Linked DNA regions of Homo sapiens: all the other regions are linked to region 1. Evidence: chromatin loops called from intact Hi-C (ENCODE). Cell type or tissue: A673. All regions are shown on one strand.

Region 1 (8,000 bases):
AAGAAGGAAAAAAAGGCCACACAACAAAAAATATGGCCACAGAGACTTTGGCAGGAGGATGGGAAAAAGAAAGTTTCTTGTGGGTTTGTAACACAAATTAGCCATTGTAAATCACTGGGCTTCAAGGTTCAGGCAAATCTATGTGGAAAGTGTTAGGAGTTCTTTTCCTCCTCCTGTTAAGAAATCTCATTTCGTCAGGGGAACTGTTATGTTCTACAGCACATGATTCTGGAGACAATTATTTGGCATTAATAACTTTTTGTTGATGTTGTTCCCCTAACAAATATTGCTTCAAAATTGGTGCAGCACCTGGACAAGGCGGGCGAGTGTGCTGCCGGCCAACATCTGCTCCTTGCCCAGTCGCAAAAGAGGTACCTTGGCCTTGCCGCGCACCCCCCACCTCGGGGACCCTGGCCGCTGTCGCGAAGGCCCAGACAGCCTAGCTCGGCCGCGCGGGGAGGAGAGAGACAGGGAAAGGAGCGGGGCACTCCCTGCACTCCCAGCCCCGGCCTTCGCTCGGGACGCTGCCAACAGCCCCTGAGTTCCTGCCTGGAAATCAGGGATTCTCTGCGGCTCCCCAGGCTTCGACGCCCGGACCCCCAGGGGAAGGGTCAACAGCTCGGACGTCGAGCTGTTCCACTCTATCGCTTCCCAAGGAAGCGGGCTAGGGGTAACGGGCACGGTTGGTGGGTTTGCCCCCAGCAGAGGCTAGCGGTGGCGATTAGGAGTCCAGATGTCTTGGGTATAGCCGTCGCCCCGGGAAAGTGGGCTCTAGACGCAGGAGTTGGCAAGCCCTCTCTGGGGGCACGCGTGGCTGGGGCAGAGGTGCAGTGGGCCTAGGAGTGACAAGGGTTCGAGGCCCGGAGGAGAGTCTCCTAGCTTTTTGCCTGCCCGGCTTTTCCACTTGACTCTGCAGAGTCGGGCCCAGGACATTGCACCTGCATGGCAGAGGCAACTGTGGAAGATGGTGCCCCAAGAGAAAGAGGGAGATGAGACAAGTGCAGGAAGACTGGAGAGGAAAGGGGGACAGCTGCCCAGGGAAGTACAGTAATCTGGGCTTTTCCTGCTTTTTTGAGGGGGGCGGGCGGTATTTGTGAGAATGAAGGGGGACAGCTGAGAGCTGGGGAGCAAAGTTCTGAGGCAGGTTTCCTTCAGCTCCCACCCATCAAACTTCTGGGTGTTTCTGACCTCAGCTCCCTGCTTCCAATGAAGAGGAACCTACTCTTTAAGAGCTGAAGCACGGGGGAAAACGAATTCTTAGACCCCCTGGAAACCACTCCCCTGCTGGGCCTAAAGTCAGTTCCCTAGAGAAGGGAGCCCGGGAGACCCTCTGGGCACCCCGGCATCTCAAGCCAGAGCTGAGGGCCCGGAAAGTGAGGGGCCGCGCCTCAGTACTGGAGGCCTAGAGTCCATCTCCGCGAACTGGGGGCTCTCAGGGCCCGCAGAAATCCCCCTTAGCCCTCCGAGGCCCCTGGAAGGAGTCGCCCCGGGAGAGGAAATCACTCAGCTCTGAAAAGCGTCGCAAACGGGCGGTGGGAGAGTTCTAAAGCGGCCTTTCGCCTCTCGGAGGAGGTGAGGCCGAGCTGGGGATGTGCGGGTTTGGGGCCCAGAACTGCACCGCAGGGCCGCAGAGGCGGGAAGCTGGCCGGAGAGGAGTGGGAAGGCGACCAAGGGCAGCAGCAGGGGCTCCTGCGGGGCGCAGGTCTGTGCTGGCGCCGGGCCTGGCCTCTGCAGGCTCGGCGGAGCCTCCCGATTGCTCCCGCCGCACCCGCCCGCGGCCACTCACCCGGCCCCGCGGCCAGCCCGGGCGGGGTCGCACGCAAACAAGGATGCTTCTATTTACTCGCCTCTGCCTGTAGATTTCTAAGACATTCAGCAGGCACAATCATTAAACTAATTTGTGTTTGATTGTTTGGGCGGACGGAGGGTAGTTTTATTGCGCTAAGCATTCAAGCAGGCACGCATCGCTGATTACCAGTATACATTAAATAAAGTTGTTTGTACACATTGTCTTACCACATATAGGCAGAGGCTTATTATTCTAATTACTCTAATTAGTGCATTGAAATGTTTTCTACTTGATTTGAGGAGACAGTGATTAGTTCTATTACTTCTTTTAACTCGTATTTTATGGAAAACTGTTGGTGCATGTTCAAATTACTTTATTTGCCCCTGGAATATAACGCTGACCCAAATGCAGTGAACTGCACGGCCCTTGTGGGGCCCCAACTTTGATGTGGGCCTCGGCTTGGAAGAGGCGTCTGTTATTTATTATTTCCCTCCCACCAGCGTAGCCTGGTCTCCCAGCGCCGTGCCCGCCGCCCCCGCCCCATCCTGCGCCCCAGATGCGCGCCCCGCTTGGACCAGTCCGAGCAGAGGGGGGTTCCGAAATCTGCTCGGACGCAGCATCGCTGGCCGCCTGCCCCGCTAGTTCCCCGAGTGCGATTACTTTTTAAAGGCTCCTTTAAGCATATTTCCGTGAATCTGTTTCTTGTGCTTTAATGTTACTATTAATTGATAAGATCAGCTCATCAAACATACTATTTCGATAGGGAATTGTAATTAAAACCTTAATCCTGTTTGAGACTTTCTTCTCTCTCTAAATTCCTTTTTCTTATGAAAGGGGTGCAAAGTTCACTACAAAAAGTACTATAACAGGGAGATTAATTCGTTATCTAAATAACAATCTTTGCTATTGATCCAACGTACTTTCCGCCACCTTTTGTGTTGGTCCGGGAGGCCCTTAAAAAAGAGAATATACAAAGCAGAAGATCTGGACCAAGCCCCACCGACTCCGATAGACTTGGGAGAGCGAGGGGATCCGCGGTCCGCCCCCCTTAACCACAGTCTGAGGAAGCTTCAGAAGTGGGTCCTGGCCGTCCCAGGCGATGCCACTGGGGAAGCGCAGCGCTAGAGCCGCGGGCCTGGGAGCCGGGCTCCTCCACAGTCCTCTCCCCTCGCAAAGGGAGATCTGATCTGCTCAGTCTCTAGGTAAATATTCGACCGATTCTGCTTTTACTTTTAATATTTAAACTTGGATTATCCCGTCTCCAAATGCGCGTTCCTAACCTTTGCCAGTGGCTGGGATGTAATAAATCCTGGCGGGGCCGGGGCGCTCAGCCTCCCCAGGTCGCGGCCGCTGCCTCCCTCCCCCGTCCCGCCCCGCCCCGCGGGCCCCGGCCTGTCCGCCCCTCGCCGCCCGCAGCGAAAGCCGCGCCGGAATGAAATCAGCGCCTCCCCGCAGCTGACGGCTGAGCATCCTGGGCGCTGGCAGGCGGGGGAGGCCGCCCTTTATCCCGGCTGAGGAGTCCTCGGGGGCTGCAGATGGAGCCGCGGCTACCCGGAGGAGAAAGAGCCCGGCTTCGTGGAGGCAGCAGCCCCCAGGCATAGGAGGGGGTAGCAAGTGGGGCCAGGGGCCGGGAGGTTGGGCGGGGTCTATGGTTTGTATGTGTTGGGTGGCGGGTCGGGGAAGGTACCCTTTCCAAACCTATCTCCCCTCCTCGCTAGCCCTTTTAAAAAGGTGGTGGCCCCAGTTTGAGAATAAGCCCCAGCGTCTCTGAAGCCACGAGGACCGTTTGTGCTCCCAAGTCAACTCAGTATTCCGAGATTTTCTTCTTTTCTAAGAGCTTCACCCCCTCCCCACACCCTCCTTCTTTCCGTCTAACAAAGTCTTCTTTCCCCCACGCACAGACTTGTTATGTAACAAAGTCTCCCAGGCGAGTTTAACTGGAGAATAAAGGACACCCTAGCCCCACCCCTCCTTTCCTTTCCCTTCCCTCCTTCCTCCCCGCTCTCTTCCCTCAGTGCATCTGTTCTCCAGGACTTCTGTCCTCGCACCCAAGAAAGCGGCGGGCCTTAGCCGAGTAGAACTTTGGCGCCCCACAGTGGCATCGGCTCGGAACTACCTTTGATTTTACAGCCTCCCAGTCAGCACAACTGTTTTTGTTTCAGATCCAATTCTCCTTCCCCTTACTCCTCTCCTTCCTCACTCTACATTCTTTCCCTCAACCCCTCCTAGGCAAACACTTATGAAGGTGACTACGCATATGACCCCTACAAGGGTTTCTAAACATTTAGTTCTAGGTAATTCCTGAGTAGATATTTGAAAAGTTTAGCCAGAAAAGACACTACGTTCTATACCAGAAAAGTTCCCAAAGGTAGGAAGAAAGAATCACTTCCCCAGTTCCTTAGTTCCTACATGTTGAGGCTGTAGCAGATAAGTCTTTAGTCTCTCTAAGGAGCCTCAGCTTTTGGCAGGCATTAAGACCAGAATACCAGGTTAGAAGCCACGGTTAATAACAGGTACAATGCTTCAATCAGCAAAAATGGAGTCCAGCAAATGCTATTTTAACCCAGCCCAGTTTTCATCAGACACTTCTTGCTCTATAGTAGGTTTGTTCAGTTTTACCACTCAAAAGTGAGTTTTTTAAAAAGTGGATCACTTGAACAGAAACTCATCCATGGAAGAATTTTCCAGACTAGGGAAAACATTCCCCTAGAAACTCCCACCAAAGGTATCAGTTCAGCCTGTGGAGCTGAACTTTGCTTCCCTCAGAGCCCAGTGCATTTGTCCTCCCATACTATGGGCCATTTGCACCATGAATGTTGTTTTCTCCCTCCGCCTTTATCCAAAGTAACACGACAAGGAGAAGAAGAGAAAGGACATGGACTTCAGGCAGATCCCAGCAGTATTAATGGAACTGGGCAAAGGATTTGCAGTCAGAACACATGTGTTTGTCTATACTTCTATGCTTACTAACCAGCAACGGGGGAAAGTCAGTTGACATCTTCAGATCTCAGTTTTCTCATGTGCAGAATGTGGATAATATTCCTTTTTAAACTTTGCAACAGGGTTGAAGTAAGGCTCGGATGAAATAATGTATATGAAAGCATTGTATAAATTACCGCAAATCCAACCTGAAGCACTACTGTTGCCAACTCCAATGGAGGTCTTTGCTGTGACTAATAAGAAATGTTTGTTGTTTTGTTTTTTGAGACAGGGTCTCTCTCCATCGCCCAGACTGAATTGCGGTGGTGCAATCATAGCTCACTACAGCCTTGAACTCCTGAGCTCAAGGGATCTTCCCATCTCAGCCTCCACAGTAACTAGGACTATAGGCATGTGCCACCATGTCTCACTTTGTTGCAGAGTCTGGTCTGGAACTCCTAAACTCAAGCAATTCCCCCACCTCAGCCTCCCAAAGTGCTGGGATTATAGATGTGAGCCACTGTGCCCGGCTTAAGAAATGTTTTCTAACTTAAAAATAACCATATAGCCTTACGTCTATTTGTGTGGGGGAAGAGAAATGCAGGACAGTCATCTCAGTTGCATTATCCAGGGAAGGCACCACCGATTCTGCTTAGCTTTAAATTGGGGCTGCCACTCAGGAGACATTTTGTGTTTAGCATGTTCAGGTCCTGACTTGTAGCTGAAACGATCAGTCGGGCCCCTGGCGCCACATACCAGTGACTGCAGCGACTGTAGCTCCTGTGATGCGATGGCTAGCCCCGTACTCTTGCAAAGCACTCCATTTCTTCAACATCTTCCAAACTCCTGACGTTTATAGTGTCCATCTGTGGTGTCATTTATAGCAGCCTGGATTAGGAAGAGAATACTAGGCTCATGCACTTAAAACCAAGCACACACACGAAACAGCAGCAGCACTAATCACCCGCAGCTTTTCACGAATCCACACACGCCTCCCGTCTAGAGAGCCCCAGTGGCCCAGGGCCACCTCCAGTCCCTGGACTTGGAAATCAGGACGCTGTGGATCCCACAGGCGCCCCGCGACATCCTGGAGTCGCCGGGAGTGGCGCTGCGGTGAAAGCCGGTGCCTAGAGTGGGCTTAGGGGTCCCATTCCACTCGGAAAGTCCTCTCACCTCCCCAAGGGCCATTCTGCCGGCGCAATGTGGGGGTCCCTCCGCCACTCGAGCAGAGCCTGCCTAGGCCAGGCACCCCTTTGGGTGAGAGCGGAGGGCCCCTGGGACGCCCAGCCAGGCCTGGCGTCTGGGGAGCCGGGGCTCCTGTGTGTGTCGGGCAGGCTCCGATGGCCGAAGCAGGGACGAAGGAACGGCTTCGCTGCGGGAGGCTAGAGGGCTGCGCTTCCGCCCTCCCGGCCTCCCTCTTGCCGCATGAGCAGCGCAGGGCCTCCTGGGCTGTGCTGGGGTCAAGAGTTATGAACACTTCGTGTCCTCAGGAGCTCACGGGGGTGACGAGAGGCGGTCTGGGTCTGAAGCCGCTACACAGAGGGGAGCAGTGGGGCCTCGGGGAGCAGCGGGGCCTCGGCTTGGCGGCTCCCCCCGCCACCCCGCCACCTTTCAGGACCCAGGCCAAGCCGCCTCACGAAGACCAGGAAGCGGCCTCTGCCGGGAAGCCACCTGCAGCCTATAGTCCCCTCCCCAAGCGGCCCCAGCCCGTGCTATCTCCTACATAGTTGCCTTCCGAACGCCTGGAGGGCCCTGACCCTTCCGGTGTTCCACCGCAATGGGGTCGGGGGGAGAGGGGGGCTGTGGCTGCCTGAGACCTCCAGGGCAGCGCACATTACGGGCGGGAAAGGGAAGTCAAGGCAGGAACCAGAACATCCAGGGAGAATGCAGGTCTGACATGAGCCAAGGCCTTGGCAGTAGAGGAACTTTCACCAGGTCGTGGAAAAGACCAAGCCACTAGCCCCAAAGAGCCGGACTTCTCGCCAAGCGCCGGAGTCCCTGAACCAGGATATGTGGGCACTGCTCCCTGCAAGGTGTCGATAATGCAGGTACGTGAAGACACACGCATTTCCAAAAGAACAGACCTAAATGCAGAACTTTAGGACCCTTAGAGTAATCAAAGTTAGTTAGGAGGTGATTTAGCAATCTCAAAAACAAAAAAGGAAGAATGCTTTGGCAGAAAGAAGAGAGAAGTGGAGTAGGCACTCTGGGTAGAAGGGAACTGGCACAATGTGAGGCAGGAAGCAGGAAAAGGCAGAGGGCGAGCAGGTTTGCTGGGCTGGGCCGGGGAGCAGGAGCTGGCACCTGGCATGAGAGGGCTGCTAAGGGAAACAGTGTATGGAGTTAATTGGTAGAGGGTCTGGAAGAAGTTTTAATTAGACTCAAAAGGCAATTAAGAGCCATCGTAGAGGGGGAGATCCGATGGAAATAATGCTCCTGGAAGGAAGAGAGTTGGCACAGTGCATTGGATAGGTTGGAAAGTGGTAAGGATGAAAGCAGGGAGGTTAACTAGGTAGGAGGTTGCTGGTGTAGATCTGACTCAAAGTGGTCAGTCAGGGAAATTTGAAAAGGATAGGCAAATGACTGGTGCCTGAATGGCTGTAGGGGGAAAAAAAGACAAAAGAATGGTGATACCATGATTACATTTTTAAGGAAGAAAATGGACAAGCATAGACAGATGAGAACAAAAGAGAATTGTAGAAATTGTGTTCAGTTTTAGATGTGCTAATTTTACTAGTTTATTTCTCTTTTCCTTCCTCCATCTCCCCCACCCCCTCCCAGGAATATCACGAAGTCACCAGGATAGCAGGTTTTTCAGCAACATTTAACTATTTACTGAAATACCTCTAATGCTGACCCTAGTAAAAACAACTTAATTTCAATTCAGGAAATTTCATTAAGAATACATGCTAATAAATGGTACCTCTGTAACTGCAAGAATGTGAAGGAAGAAAAAACGTACGTGAATCTGAGGTCTCACATTTTTCATTTGTAGTAGGTGCTATCCATGGTGTGGAGAAATTTTTATAGAAGAACAGCACCCAGGCTAGAGAATGAGACCTGCTTGAGACATATCACTTCTTTTTCATGTATCTTCTGCCACATATTTTCATCCAAATGTTTATTTGTTTCTAAGACAGCTAAAGAAAGGAGTCTATTTTAAAGAAATTTAGACATACATTAAACTTTCCTTGTTTAACACATTCAGTCAACTAAAACTATGAGAGGTCATGTTTGGGGAGAAGACATTTGTTTATACTTAATATCACTTCCTAAAACACAAAAACCCCTT
Region 2 (8,000 bases), 1.8 Mb before region 1:
CACTGCTAAGTCACCCCTTAACACTGGTGGGTGTTGTTTTCTTTTTACAGATGGAGAAACTTAAATTCAGAACTAGGATGTTGATCTGGCTTGAAAACTTTCATTAGCTACCCTGATCATCATTCAGGTGCATTATTTCTCCCACAAAAGTCTTTAGCCTCATCTTCAAGGCCAGGCCTGTTCCTCCCTGGCTTCATCTCCAGCCACTGTGCCTTTCCTAGCCTGCTTTGTTCTGGGCCCTAAGGCAGAGTTTTCATATTGGGACTTGCCATTAGGGGAGAAGATTCATTGGTAGATATCCTCAGTGGCGGGCAGAGCCTCTCAGTCCCCTTTAGATTGTACCAAGGGGTAGGAATGGGGAAAACTTCATACAGACACACACACACACACACACACACATACACACACCATCACCTCTGCTGATGCACAATGCCATAAGATCAGGAATATTGGCAACTGAATTTTGTGTTACATCTCCTGCAAGTGATGCATCAGAAGCTTTGATGAAGATGTCTCTTTTTTGCCGTTACCTTTCCAAAAAAGAAAAAAAAAAGTTTATACATTTTGTATCACCTTGCCCAAGCATATTATATTGTTTTATTAACAACCATTCTTTATGTGCACCAAGTATCATTGTCTTTTTAATAATATGCAATTTAAATGTATTGATAAACAGAACCATCATGTAGACTTTTCAAATAAAACCACCAAAGTACTGAATACGCAACTCCCTTTTTGATAGGAATATAGGTTTAATATCTATTGCTAGACAGCAGGTGGCAGTGTGAATCCACCAGAATTCAGTAGTTAATTTAAAGCAAAAATCAGAAAAAATAATGAAAAGAAAAATTATTTATTTTGCTACATATTAGTCTTCTGACCTAATCAGTAAAAAAGTCATTATTCACACCACACTGGGCAATATGCACTGTAATTTTTAACAAATAATAGGAAACTGTTAATGTGTTCACAGGAAATACAGTTTTGTCTTGGGCTGCTGTGGTCATTTATCAGCACACTTTGTGAAATCACTCATTTGTTCTAATTTGAATGTAAATGACTCTAAGGTTTTACAAATAAGGTGACAGACTCACATAAATGTAATTGCAGGGTTCATCTCCCTCTTTTTATATATCACTCATTAGGTTATGAATTAAATACATCGTATTAAACCAGGGGCATGTCCAATGATGATATTGTAATGGCAAATTACTCTATGCTATTAGAGGTGTATTTTTTATTCATGGACATTAATTTGTCATTAAGCGGCATTAGTTTAGCACTTTTATGTGAAAGACGTGACCTGCAAGAGGAGGCGTGCTGCTGGGATGTGAGAGGCTGGGACGCAAGGGCGATAGGTAGAGCATTTTATCATTGTAAGGGAAACAGAGAAGGGGGGGGTCTGTTGCATTTGTTTTGTTTTCTGTTTTTACAGCATGAAAGATCATTTCCTCAGATTGAAGGCATTGTTCTGTTTACAGCGTGCACATGTGGATCATCGAGTAAAGCAAAGCCCAAATTCTTACTATTCTTCACTCAGAAGCCAAGGAGGAACATAAAGGGAACAGGAGGGAGAAAGGGTCCTGCCCTAAATCTCCTTCTCTGTAACTGATGTTTACTCAGCATCCCTTGTCTTCGTTAAATTTTACACTAAGTGGGCTACAGTGAAAATTAGTTATTTTCTCTCTTCAGTTAAGGTACAAAGGTTTAAAAAATGCTATTCTCTCACTAGGGAGTTAAGGAGAATTCTGGGTGATTTTGTTCCTTTTTTTTTTTTTTTTTGTACCAATGGCAATTTCAGTAAGAAACTATGTTTCCACTTTCAATTCTGAGAAGCACTAGATTCTTGAAATACCTACATCAGGGCTGAAGGTATCTGAGTGCTGTTTTTGCATCATTCTGCACATGGTTTAATGTAGTTGGAAAATGTCTCACCACCTCCAGTTACACTGTGGGGCTTTCGAGCAGAGGGATCACACCTTATACTGATTTTATGCCTTATACCCTCCCTCCCTTCACATCGTGGGAGTTCATTATGTACTGAGGGATTGAAAGGTGCCTCCATTAAGTAATTTTTCTCTGCTTTTTAAATATTAAAATTTATGTTATAGTAGGAAAAATATACTACCAGCCTTTCATTAGTTTTGCCCACTGAATACATTTTTTTGTTAAAAATACTTTCTTCGGGGATTAAATTTGACACTGAGGAGCTCACATATTTTACAGTATTATAATAGATTATCATTTTTAATTAAGTAATACTACAATGACTTATAGGAGGTTATCTCTTCTAAACAATGTATTATTATAATTTTAATTATTAAATTAAGAGTATCACCCAAATACATAATATATAGTGGGTGTTCTGAAGACAATAACTTCTCCTCAAGATTGAGGAGAAGTTATAACTCATGTTCATTTTTCTTCAACACTGAACCATTTTTTCCCACATTAGAGAAGACAAATGATTGTACCAACATATATATTTAATATACTCATAATCAAATGCACTGAGTGCTGTTCCATAGTTCACTAGAGCTGAGGCTTTTGTGTTTGGAGAAAGTTAAAGTACAAAGTTTGGAAAACATATTACAAGTGGTTTAATCTTTTGGATTATTTTTAATCAGCGAAAATGATCAAAAAGGGTGGAAATGTATCAGACCTATTAAATCATAGCCAACTAGTAATTATTTGTTCTAATCAAGAGTATTTGCTATCTGGCATGGGTAATCCAGAATATCATATTTGCCAAATAACATTCATATTTGGCTTTGAAATGCATCATAAGATCTGCAGTAGCCATTTTAGGGTCCCAATTAATTTTTTTCATATGCTATTATGTTGGCTTTTATTCCCTAAGCCCACACTAAAGGATGTCAGGAAGCGACAGCCCAGAGGCACACTGGCTGGCCAGGGAAGTCATTTCAGCATTTTAATCTGTTATATGGATAATGTAGGATTGACTGTATCTTCGTTTGTGAGGATTTTAAAGAGGAGAAAGATTCTCCTGAAAGAATATCTCTTGAAAGAGTTCACTAATAATATTAGTCATTTCAAACCTAAGCTAACTGTTGTCAGCTGGGTGATTTTAAAATCACTTTCAGTATGCATTTTTCTTCTTAAAAATGAAGTGTTTCCAGGATTTTATTCATGCTAGAGTTCAGAATCAATAATCAAAACAAACAAACATCAATCTCACTGAGTTCCATTATTAATACTTGGAAATTGGTGGGGGGTGTGTAAAAGAAGATCTGTGTTTCATTTGAGATATTTATTCTCCCACCCACCCATCTGTAAATATTTCTAGTCATGGTGAAATGTCTCTCCTCTTTCCTGAAGCTAAACCACCTTTCTGCTCCTTATTCCATCAGTTACGCCCTGTGTTTCCTCTGGTTTTGATTTCTCCTACTTTACTGGCACTTTTCTTTCAGTTTATAAATAGGATCAATAAGGCAGGAGACACTCTTCTTCATCTCTCATTACCGCAGCTGCTCCTTGCCCTCACTACCCAACTGTACCCAGTGTCTTCACTCCTTACCTCCTGTTCATTCTTCAGGCCCATTGAACTCAGTGTTCTGCCTTCATTACTCCTCAAAAGTTCTTCCAACAAAGGTCACCAAAGCCTCCTTATTGTCTGATGCAGCAGGCCTTTGTGGTATCCTAAGTGACTCCTCTACAGCATTTAAACACCGGGAGCTGCATTCTTTCCTGCTCCTCTCTTTCTCGGGGCTCTCTCCTATTCTCCTCCTACTCATTTTCAATACCTTTACAAGTGTTCTTCCATTAGCTCCTTGACTGTCCCTCAAAGCATGGGAGCTCTGCATGGGCACCCTTCCCTTCTGCTCACTATCACTCTCTTTCATGCATCTGGGGAGGGTTACTGACTCCAGCCCTCTCTCCTGAGCTCCAGCCCTGTATGTTCAGCCAGCATTTCACTTGATATGCCACATGCTGCCCAAATTCGCCTTTGCCCAGTCTCACACACCTGTTCCTCCTCATCCTCCCTGTCTTTGTTAAGGGACCATCATCTTTCTAGTCACTCAAACCTTGGCATAATCTTACACTCTGCCAAGACCTCATGAATTCCACTAAATAGTGTTGGTTTAGCCATTTAAATCTTTCTCAGATATGCTACCTTCTCTTTCTCCTCCTTGTCATTGACGTCATTCGGGTTGGGACTATTTTTCCTGGACTGCCCTGCAATAACTCAGCTGCGCTCCCTGCCTGTAGTCTAATGCTAATCAACACTGGACAATCTAAGTTATTTGTCTGGTCCACAAAACAATTTCTTTCCCTAAAATCCAAGCTAGCTTTCCATCTTTTGGTTGCAGAACCATGTCCTTTCTATTTCTTGTCTCTATAATGTACCCTATTCTGACTGTACCCCATGGACAGCTTGTCTTAGCTCCAGGCCAGCTGCCTAGTCTACACTTCGGCTTGGGTATTTCTCAGGCACATGACCTCTCTGAGTGTGAACCCAAGCCAGAAAACCAGGAGTCATCCTAGAATCTCCCATCTCCTTGAGCCCCACATACACTGACACAGAGACCTTTCAGCCCCACCCCCTTAACTTGTTAAATCTCTCTCATTGTCTCTCTTTCCACTACTACTGTCTTCAATCAGATCCACATTACTTATTTTATGGACTAAAGCAACTTCTTGCTAACTGATGAACCTGCTTTCCCTCTTGCCCCATTCCAGTACAGAATTCCAAAATTCTGTTTGATAGATTTTGAAAAGTTTTCTTAATCCATGAAAAATTCTGTTTGATTGATTTTTTAAAAAAATCACAACCTGATCATGTCATATCCTTGCTTAAAATTATTCATTATGATGAATGTGGTTCACATAGTCTTCAGGATGAGGTTCACTCCTTTTAATTTGGTACACAGGGCCTGTCTTTATTATGAAATGTGCTATCTCTTTGGCTTTTTTTTTTTTGACAATTTACTACCCATGTGCAATGCCTGTTCCACAGTCATTATGAACTTTGTGCATTTCCCTGTACCTAATCCTCTTCATACGAAACCTCCTTTTCTGTGAATTATTTTTCCCTCACTTTGTCACCTTCTGAATTCCTATTTAACTTTCAAGTACTTGGCTCACATTGTCTCCTCTTCCAGAGTTGCCTGATCAATCTACTCAGTTGGAATTATATCTTCCTCCTCTTCTTTAATTATGGGCAATCTTCTGGGAGGCCATATTGTTTGTGTTAATTTACTTATCTGTCTCCCCAAGACATAAGTTTATGTCCCAAAGTTGTGTGATGTCGGACAAGTTACTTAACCTCTTTGCCCCCCAACTCCTCATCTGTGAAATACAGATATGGTATCCTATATACAGTCTACCTTTTAGGGATGTTGAAGGATTCAATGAGATAGTGCATGCAAAGTATCTTACAAACACAGTATCCTACATCGGTGAGTGCTCTATAAACCAGAGCCGATATAATGTGGTGCTTCACCTGTGAATTCCTCTATTAATTCCACAGTTATCCTCCTACCCAATCCCCTCACCCCTGTCTTCCCTCATTTCTGGAAATGTCAGCAAATTTTCTGCCTACTTCAAATTGACAACCTATTGGACAAATCTGTTCCTGAAATTTTGGGGAATAATCACCATTCTGTAAAAGATATTCTTCCTCTTAGCCACTTCTCTTTGATTTTGCTGAAATGCATACATTGTTTTTTAGAAGCCACAAATAATTAAATGAACCGTCACTTTCTTTCTGCCTCTGAAATTTGAAAACATCATACTGAAATTGTACTTTAATAAATAATAAAATAATGCTTTGACAAAAGCAACACAATACATGGTATTGACACTTTGTAGACAGAAAATTTTGTTGTATTGTTTCCCCTGCCCTTTCTATAATTAAAACATCTTTCTCCATCCTGGTATACAGAATCCAAGAAACAATTGGAAAAGTCTTTCATCTCTAGTTCTAGTGCATGGTGGTACTTAGAAACACATATTGTCTGATTGGATTCCTTCTGCATGTACCATAAGAGCTCCCTATGATAGAAACTTTGATTATAAAGTTGCATGATATCCTATGCTTCCTGACTAGGGAACATAAAAACTGTGTATTTATTTAAAAGAAAAAAAATCTGAATTTTTCCTTACTGGGAGAATGCTATCCATGTGTCTCATTTCCCTCCAGCTGTCTTTCTTTCCTCTGGCTTTCCTTCCAGAGGAAGGAAAGGAGTGTGAAGGGGTGGAGACTTCTCTTCCCCTCTTCCTCACTGTCTATCCACAAGTATCTTTTAGACCAGGCTACCAACCTTTTTCCTGCTGCACATCAAGGGGCATGTGCCACAGGCCCTAGGAAGTGGCTGCTTGTCTGTGTCATGGACTTGGCTCCAGATACCCTGGCCTCAGTCCTGAACATTCAGTATAACGTTTGCCTACTTCAGAGGCACAGTTGAAGGCCTCGGGTCACACAGTTTGTTTGCTGCAACAGTATATTTATGCAGGACAGAGTCATTCCTGTCTTCACTGAAATGCATACTCCAGAGTAATGATTCCTAAACTTGATTATGCAAGGAATCATCTGAATGGATGGCTAAAACAGACTGCTTGGGCCCCACTCCAGAGTTCCTGTTTCAGGAGGTCTGGGGAGGGCCTAAGAACCTGTATTCTAACAAGTTTTGAGGGATGCTGATGTCTGAACTAGGGAGCACAGTTTGAGAACTCCCGCTCTAGATTCTGTTGCCACACTGCTTTTTATCAAGTACCTGACTGTTAAGTCACTGATATTCAGATTTTGAAAGTGTATTTGTCACATTTAGATGAATTTGAATTGCTCCTAGTAACATAAAGATATTGATGCTATGTATGCTTCATAGCATCCAAAAGATAAAAAGCGAAAATAATGCAAATCTGAAACAAACAAACAAAAAAACCTTCCAGGTCTCACTCTTATTCGTAATAATGATTAAGACAGTCTGTAGGTAAGTGAGGGATTTAAAAAAAAAAAACAAAAAAACTACTTTATTAAGTTATGATTGACATACTGAGGGATGATTTAAAGTCTGCAGTACTGGGCTAATTTTCAGCAATCTGACTTTGTGTACTAGAGCAAGTAGGGAAATAGATGATAATGACTTCTATACTATTCTTTTAAACATTTTTAAACTGATTTTGCCTATCCTGGTTCAAAAAGTACAGTTATTGAAATTTTAGTTTTAAAACCCTAGTTGCTCAGATAAACTATTTTCAATTAAAAGAAAATATATATATATATTAATTTCTTATATATATTCCATATTCATTGGCAATCTCCTTACGTGCTGAGTCAGGTTTAGTGAACTTTGAAACAGCATTTTGCAGCACGTAGTGACTGGGGCCAGAATTATTAGTTATTGTTGACGGCTATGTTTCACTTCCTCCCTACTAGATTTCCAGCTTACTAGAGAATTTCCCAAGGAACAATATAAAATTATTCATGAGCCTTGGGTATTATGCATACAATTGATTATGAAAATGTACTAGTAACCTAATTGTAGAATTCCTCTGTTACACAGCACAAATGTATTTAAATAGGCCTTGCAAGACTCCAAAAATTAGAGCATGCTGGAGTTTTCCTTGTACTTTTGAATTGCTGCTAATACTTTGTTTTCATTTAATCAAATTGTATCATATACATATGCATATCAATGTTTGAATATATCATTACATACAGTTGTCCATACATATTTACATATTTATATACAAAATATGCCTATATCTCTCTGTATGTTTATACATATAAACATATCTGAGTTTGATTATTTTATCATATTACAAGTTATCTGGCCTGCATTGTCAATGAATTGCTCATTTTTTCTTCTATAACAATTAGACTTTATCCTATCAACTCTATGACAATGTTGAGAAAATTCACAGAGCCCTTCACATGCACAATAAACATGATAACTTCTTTCCTATATAACTGATCCCAAGGCTATTAAAAGGTTTGGATTTTGTTTATTTATTGGTTTGTTTCAACCTGTTCCAAA
Region 3 (8,000 bases), 1.3 Mb before region 1:
AAAAAGTACAAATAACAAAAGCCAACTGAGCAAAACCTCCAGCTTTTCAGACTTGGTATGTGAATGTGTCCATTTTTAATGAGGAAAATGAGGTCAGCATCAGTTGGGAACTTTCAGGAGAACACAGTGTACTGTACCAATTAGTGAGTCTTCTCAGGAGGCCGCAGTGACACAATTCTTTATCCTGCTGCCAGGTGGCGCTGTGCAGTAGTAGGTACAGTCTTGCACACTGCATAAAATGTCTGCTCCTGACATGGCAGTTTAATTGTATTACTAACCTGGTAACTGATTCTACTGGAAGTGTGAAAATAAACTTATTTTCCAAAGTTCCAAAATTCCAAATCATCTCTGTATAACTCTAGTTTAATCGGTCTAAATCCTCACTTTCGGTGGCAAGCTTCTGTGCTAGTGAATAAATCTTAAAAGACTAGATAAAAGACTCATGGTTTCCAAAAGCACTGTCTTTCATTATAACTGGTGCTTATGCCTTATAAACCCTCTGCTTTGAATTTAAATAAAGCAGTATTAAAATAAAACTCTTTTGTTGCAATAGAATGCTTTTTACTTTGGAAGAGTTAGACCAGAAGGAATTTAAAGGCAATGAATAGAAGAAATATCTTATAGCATTAGTTTAACATGTGTAAGCACACACTTTAATTTTTTTTAAGAAAAGACTTCTATTTAATTTTTTTTTCAAAAAATCTATTTTTGCCCATTTATTCCCCCAAGGATAGTTACAATCATTCTTAAAATGGTCAACTTTCTGTTTTTTTTTTTCTTTTGACGTGATGTAATTTGGTTCTTTTTCTTTGTTATGATAATGACCTGACTTCAAAATTACTCTTAAATCAATCTTCAGATAGGAAGTTCCCCAGCCCAATGCAGTTGGCATATATTAGATCCAAAATTATTTTAAATGTTTGATTTATTTGATTGCCATTACAAATTTAAATCCCCAAATTGTGTAAATGTATAAGGCAAATGTGCTCTTTGAGTGTGAAACACCTATCAGAAATATGATGTTTTGGGTTTTTAAGAGATGACATTTAAAAAATGTGAACGTTTTTGCAATCTATGTGAAACAGGACAGTTTTTCCTGTTGTCAACCGTATCTTTTCATGTTACAGAGTCATCTAGGCATTACAATGGTTAACAAAACAGGTGAATTTATAGATGTATCTTGATTGTATTGGTATTTATAAAGTCCCACGGTTTATAGAAAAAATTTCCAGAGAGAGGGGGCCATATTTAGCTGTAATTATTAAGTTTTTCATGCAAAATTTATTATGGCACTATGAGGAACTCGGAGTAGTATGAATGTGTGAATCAGTTTCATAGTGTTTGAAAGGAGAAATATTTTTATTGAATGTTAATTGGTGGGGACATATTTCTTAGAGTGGTTCTTATTGAATATCCATAATATGGTGGGGGTAGTTGAAATCAACTACCAGTTGGGCAAGAGTTGTGGCTTCAAGGAGATTTTACTTTAATTGATGACAGAAAATTCTATTTTGAAGGGAGTGTCATAGAAATAAAAGATGCTTATTAAAGAGTTACTGGGAGCAGTATAAATATTTTACAATAAAATGGAAGCTTAGCAAAGTACTGACATATCCCTATAATATGCTACTTTAACATCATGTTTTTAAGAATATATAATGGTATGGATAAATGCTCACCATTTATAATTGCAAAAAAAAGGTAGGCTATAAAAGGGCATATAATCTTTCTCCCTAACAACACACACATACGATAAACCCAATTTCATATTAAATAACAATAAAATATACATTAAAAAGATTTAAATATTTTCATCAAAATGTTAAAAGCAATTTTTTTTCTGGGTAGTAGGATTTTGAATGACTTTTTTTCTTCACATTTTGTGCTCTGGAAAATTTTCTTCACTACATGTATTATTTTTAAGTTATGAAAAATGCATTTTCTTTTTAAAAAGTAACAAAAATTATAGTATTATGTTCAGAAGTGCAAGATTTTGCACTTTTGCAACAGTTTGCAACATGCAAACATTTTATTGTCAATATATTTTATGAAACTGATAAAAAAATCTGGTTCTTTGCAATGCTGATATGTAATCTCCTCATTACCCTGAACCTGGGCTAAATTTTTACTCTGCGATATCTAACGGGCACTATTTTATATATTCATACCTTTTTAAAGATCTTTAGTTGCAATACATTTTGGATGTCTTGATAAGTAAATTTCTTTTATGTAGTTTTAAACACAAGCTTAATTTTGCCTTTCCACTGATTCATAATATATAGGCGAGGAGAGACAAAAAGTGGCATGAATAAATGTGCCTAAGGAAATCCTATTAAATGCTGGTTTCTAGGCTTCATTTTGTACTAATTGGCATCATTTTTCGAGCACTCACTGTGTGCCTGGCATTGTGCTAAGAGCATTTTAAAATACTTTATTTCATTCCCATGTTAACTCATGTTTGAGTTCATATTGTTCATATTGTTATTTCTATTTTATAGGCAAGTAATTGGGTCTTGGAAAGCTAATGGTTTACCAGAGGTCACAGAATCTGAGACTCTTTTTAGACTTAAAAATCTATGCTTTCTAATTGTAAATTAATCAGTTGTTTTACCACATAAATTACTTTCTAGGATTTAATTATTTTCTCATATTTAAAGTATAGGACTTGGATGAGGTTGCGGGGGTAAGAGGGTGGTGCTAAAACTCTTCCTAATAAGAGCTACTTTAAATTTTTCCAAAATTTTATGTTTGTATTTGGGGCTAAACCAAGTGTACTGATTAACAAGTTGTTGAGAGTGAAAAAAGCTTGGAAATTGAACAGATAGGTATACTTTTTACATTGTTAGTAGATAGGAAGTGACTGTCTAAGATCTCTGGATCCTCTAGGGAACTTTCAGACAATACTAGTTAGTGATTCTCATGTACCTTTTACTGGCCAAAATATATGTTAGTTAGCCTTCTGTTTTTTTAAAAAATGTTTGAGGTCTGTTTTAAAGAGTGTCTGTAAGAAGGATATAGCAGTAATAAGAGGGATTAGTTACAAGTAGGTAAGGGCAGAATTATTTATTTGTTACAAAAAGTCCAATAACGTTTAAAGGCAATGATTGTCAGGTTAGAAAACAATTCATCATAGTGAAAAAAGTAATGCAATGAAAGGAGAAATAATAGAATCTCATAATGGGAGAATAGACTCTATATTTGAAAATATTTTGCTGAGAGCACCCTGATACCAGGAACAGATGAAGTGAGTGACCTCACAGGGCTTTTCTAATTTCTGTGATTCCGTAACGGAGCACTCTGAAGGTACCTTGCTTATGACATTTCTGGATTTACATTTTACCACATAATGAACTGCTGAATGATTTTGGTTGAAACAGTTTCCATATTATTGGACGAGTCACCTCATTATTGAATGGAACAACTTCACAAAGATTAAAACTGGAACTTGACTATAATGATTTTCTAAGTTCATTTTATAATCAGTGATGCAATGCTTCATATTCATATTCATAAATATAAAAGGTTTTGGGGACTCTACATGTCAATATCATATGCCATTAAACTTATGCAATTTATTTTTATAAAATACAAAAAATGACCAGAATGATATGGAAACTATAGAGTGCATATTTCCTTTTTATTAGTACTTTTTTCCTCCCATCTCATACAGCGCCCAATTTAGGGCAAAGACAAAACGAAAGTGTATCTTGAATATGCATCACAGGTTCCAAAAATGAAAAGAAATTGGATTTGGATAGCACTTACTCAATAGACAGATATGATACATGGTAAGAAGGTGCACTGTCTGCCCTGTGATAGATTAAACTACTTTGTAGGAAAATTACTGTGAGCCAGTCACCACCACCACCGTGGCTAAATCTTTAATAAAATTCTCTTCCATATTCAGGAGTGAGGTATGAAGTACACAATAAGCAAAGTGAAGTAGAGTGCCATTTATCAAACACCGACCAGGTCTGTAATCTTCTGCTTTATCCTTTCTTTGTACTTTATTTCTTTATTGTTACAAGGAGGGATATTTACCCAGAGCAGTGGGCATGAAGCCCTGATAAACCTCCTCCTTCCTGTCTTTCCCCTTTTCTTACTCCTTTTCGTCAGCCTTGTCAGTATAATTTGTTTCCTTCTAGGTGGTCTTTTGCTTGTTTGGCATTCTTTTTTCTCTTCTTTTCTCTGCCTTTCTTTGAAATGTGCATTCATGATATGGGAAATGACACCAAAACTACAGGAAAATGCAATGGGAATGCTAACAACTACAATGAAGGACTGTCCAGGATGCATTCGGTAATGACTTTGAATGCCTCTTGGCAAGATAGCAGTATTAAAATGTTGTAGACAGCCCCTGGGTGGCAGTGCACAGCCGGTCCTGATGCCATCAAAAGCATTTTCAAAGTAAAGATTTTATATGTGGGTGTATGTGTATATGTGTAATATATATATGTATGTAATATATATGTTATATATGATGTATGTATGTATATGTAATATATGTATGTTTCTATATATGACATGAGTATGTGTTATATGTATATTTGTGTGTGATATATATACATGTATCTATGATGTAGATATGTAATATGTTGTATAAAATATATTTTATTATATATATACACACACAATGCATTTTTACCCAGCTGCTCCCAAACTAAAGAATTTAAAAGTAGCTTTCTATTTGAAAGATACAAATGCTCTATCTAATTTATCTCTTATTTCTTAAGTACAATAATGATAATTTTGCTAAAAATGATTTTCATGTTTAAAAATCATATACTGAAAAGGTCCTAGATATTCTGGCCATGTGATAATGTCTGAAATGTCTTTGAAACCATGCAGATATAGGTACAGATGCAGAAGCGTCTAGAGGGTAGTGAGAATGTGGCTGGAGGTATTTTGTGCCCCTCAATCTGCACACTGCCAGTCTATACAGCAGCCTTGGGGGTAAATTATTTTTAGTACTATTATAACCCTTTTTTATTGTTTGAATAGCAGTTTTATGACAAAACATTTATAGTCAGGCTGTCTTTGTACTTGACTGAAAGAGAGCAATCATGGAGAGTGATAAGGCAACAATGGTAATGATAACTGCATTTATAAAGATGTACAGAATTTAAATGGGTGTGCTAAAATAGACTGGCGGTAGTTCTCTATCTGTACTTGGAGCAGAGATGGGCACAATTCTTGTGGCAGAGATGCTTTTGTTATTTGGGGCAGATGACAGAGAGAGAGAGAGTGTGTGTGTGTGTGTGTCTGCGTGCATGCACACACATGTGCATGCTTTCCTTTGTCATTGTTTCTTCCTTTCAGTTAAATGCACCTGATATGTAGTTGTAGGGTTAGTAATAACAAACAGATAAATATCCTATATTCAGATTGACAATTATCATGATTTTGTGAGATTATGATAAAATGCAACTGCATTTCTGCATAAACTATTCAACTGAAGTATTAGTTCTTTAAAAATTATGATTATTTGCTCTTATCTAGCATTGGTCTATTTCTCTGTCTCTTGAGAATCTACCTCTCATGAAAAATTGATAATTTTCTCTGAGAAGGAGAGGAGGATGGAGGGGAGGGTGCTGTATCTCAAAACATAATTCAAGAGTGAGAGTTTATTCTGTCTGCTTGGTACCAATGGTTTTCATATATTTTTACAGTTTCATCAATTTTCTTTATTTCTAATGTTCTGACCATAAGTAAAAGTGAAGCTTCTTCAGGTCCAGTTACATTCCTTTGTTTCTTTTTTAATTTTTAGATATTTTGTAGCATTAACATAATGATATAACATAATAAAAAGGGTTGACATTGTACAATTGCCTTGTGCTCTACATAAAACTAAAACCATACAATGTGGGTTAGAAATAGTATCTTCTCTTCACAAGGTATCCCCAAGGTCTCTTAAAATCAGCCATACATTGCTGAAGTCTATATTTTGTCTTCCTTGGCCCACTCTCCTCTTCAGCAAAGTTAATAACTTCTATCATGAAGGGAAAAAATCAATTTATTTGTGTCCTACCTTGTTTCAAAAAGAAATTAAGGTGACTTACAAAGATACATAAAATAGATTTAAAACTAAGTGAGGGAAATGAAAGCCAAAGGAAAGCCAGAGAAGGAGGGAAGGGTGGAGAAAAGAGTAACTGTGGAACCAAATGCCTATTGTGAACCCCTATGTGCCTGTGAGACTTGGGCTGCAGATTTAGGTTTTAGCTCTCTAGCAGCCAATACAAAGATGGAAACAATTCCAAGATACACAGAGTCAACATCAAGAGAATAAATAGATTTCTCAGGAGATATGCAACTATTTCAGGGTATTCAGGCTTATAGGAAATTTATCTCCTGGGTTGTAATAGAACACTGTGTAATCCCAGGAAATATGTTTCTTAACTATAGCCTATGGTAAACACACGTGTAAGTATAATAAAAACTAGTTGTAGCATCTTGAGAAAGCAAAAGTCAGTGAAAGCAAGTCTAAAGTTTATTCATTCAGTAGTCATCTATTTAATGTGTCCTCTGTATTCTGCAACAGGCAGGAAATGGAACAGTAGAATAGTAGTGAGCAAGAGCCATAGCCTCCTGCCCTCATCAAACTTACAATTTTTTACTGAAACTGACATCGACAAATTAGTTATGTGTGTGATGAAAAATCCTGCAAGTGATGAGAAGGAGAAGACTCAGCTTAGGTCTCGTAGTCTAACCTAATCATCAGGTAGATATCACAAAAACTGGAGCTACATACAATGTAGGCAGCTGTATACAAATGGCACTTCTTTTTTAAAATAAAATTTATTTTAGGTTTGGAGGTACATGTGCAGGTTTGTTACATAGGTAAACTCATGCCATGAGGGGTCGATGTACAGATTATTTCATCACCCAGGTACTAAGCCTGGTACCCATTAGTTATTTTTTCGGCTCCTCTCACTACTCCTACCCTCCGTTCTCAAGTAGGCCCCGGTGTTTGTTGTTCCCTTCTTTGTGTTCATAAGTTCTCATCATTTAGCTTCCACTTATAAGTGAGAACATGTTGTATTTGGTTTTCAGTTCCTTCATTAGTTTGCTAAGGATAATGGCCTCCAGCTCCATCCATGTCCCTGAGAAGGAAATGATCTCATTCTTTTCTGTGGCTGCATGGTATTTCATGGTGTGTATGTACCACGTTTTGTTTATCCAATCTGTCATTGATGGGCATTTAGGTTGATTCCACATATTTGCTATTGTGAATAGTGCTGCAATGAATATTCATATGCATGTGTCTTTATAGTGGAATGATTTATATTCCTCTGCAGATATACCTAGTAGTGGAATTGCTGGGTCTAATGGTGGTTCTGTTTTCAGCAATTTGAGGAATTGCCACACTGCTTTCCACAATGGTTGACCTAATTTATACTCCCACAAACAGTATATAAGTGTTCCCTCCTTTTTTTTTTACAACCTCTCCAGCTTCTGTTATTTTTTGATTTTTTAAATAATAGCCATTCTGACTGATGTAAGATGGTATCTCATTGTGGTTTTTATTTGCATTTCTCTAATGATCAGTGATATTGAGCTTTTTTTCATATGCTTGTTGGCCACATGTGTCTTTTTCAGAAAAGTGTCTGTTCATTCTTTTGCCCACTTTTTAATGGGGTGGTTTGTTTTTTCCTACAAATTTGTTTAAGTTCCTTATAGATGCTGAATAAACAAGCAATGGGGAAAGGGGTCCCTATTTAATAAAATTGTGCTGGGATAACTGGTTAGCCATAAGCAGACGATTGAAACTGGACCCCTTCCTTATACCATATACAAAAATCAACTCAAGATGGATTAAAGACTTAAATGCAAAACCTAAAACTATAAAGACCCTGGAAGGCAACCTAGGCAACACCATCCTGTACATAGGAATGGGGGCAAGGATTTTATGACAAAGACGCCAAAAGCAATTGCAACAAAAGAAATAATTGATCTAATGCGACCTAATTAAACTTAAGAGCTTCTGCACAGCAAAAGAAACT

Evidence for each region. Hi-C counts contacts between places; a loop is a spot of excess contacts. Peaks named below come from ENCODE experiments on the same cell type or tissue, not always from the same donor. Only the 100,000 strongest peaks of a DNase experiment are listed, where the experiment ranks them.
Region 2: it touches region 1 in a loop (12-fold over the local background); 18 of 110 quality-filtered maps call a loop at or near these places.
Region 3: a loop joins it to region 1, with 6 times the contacts of the local background. A loop is called at or near these places in 56 of 110 quality-filtered maps.

What each region holds. Positions count from the first base shown.
Region 1 is chr6:98,842,085-98,850,084 of GRCh38, forward strand. It overlaps LOC124901364 (a long non-coding RNA gene), which reads left to right and starts at 4,925. Exons shown (of 2, transcript XR_007059690.1): 1 at 4,925-6,756; 2 at 7,490-8,000. RefSeq lists an enhancer at 5,893-6,012 and a silencer at 6,123-6,342. In A673, a CTCF peak has its summit at 3,877; DNase peaks (open chromatin) are centred at 2,867, 3,247 and 3,807; H3K4me3 peaks cover 2,009 bases; H3K27ac peaks cover 3,369 bases.
Region 2 is chr6:97,067,636-97,075,635 of GRCh38, forward strand. All of the region lies in intron 5 of KLHL32 (kelch like family member 32), which reads left to right. Among named protein-coding and RNA genes, the nearest start is that of KLHL32, 150 kb to the left of the region's middle. In A673, a CTCF peak has its summit at 786 (motif pointing right); a DNase peak (open chromatin) is centred at 786.
Region 3 is chr6:97,497,730-97,505,729 of GRCh38, forward strand. The region is part of intron 1 of LOC101927314 (a long non-coding RNA gene); the gene reads left to right. Among named protein-coding and RNA genes, the nearest start is that of MMS22L, 220 kb to the left of the region's middle. In A673, CTCF peaks have their summits at 190 and 4,345 (motif pointing right); DNase peaks (open chromatin) are centred at 202, 822 and 4,332; H3K4me3 peaks cover 1,215 bases; H3K27ac peaks cover 3,457 bases.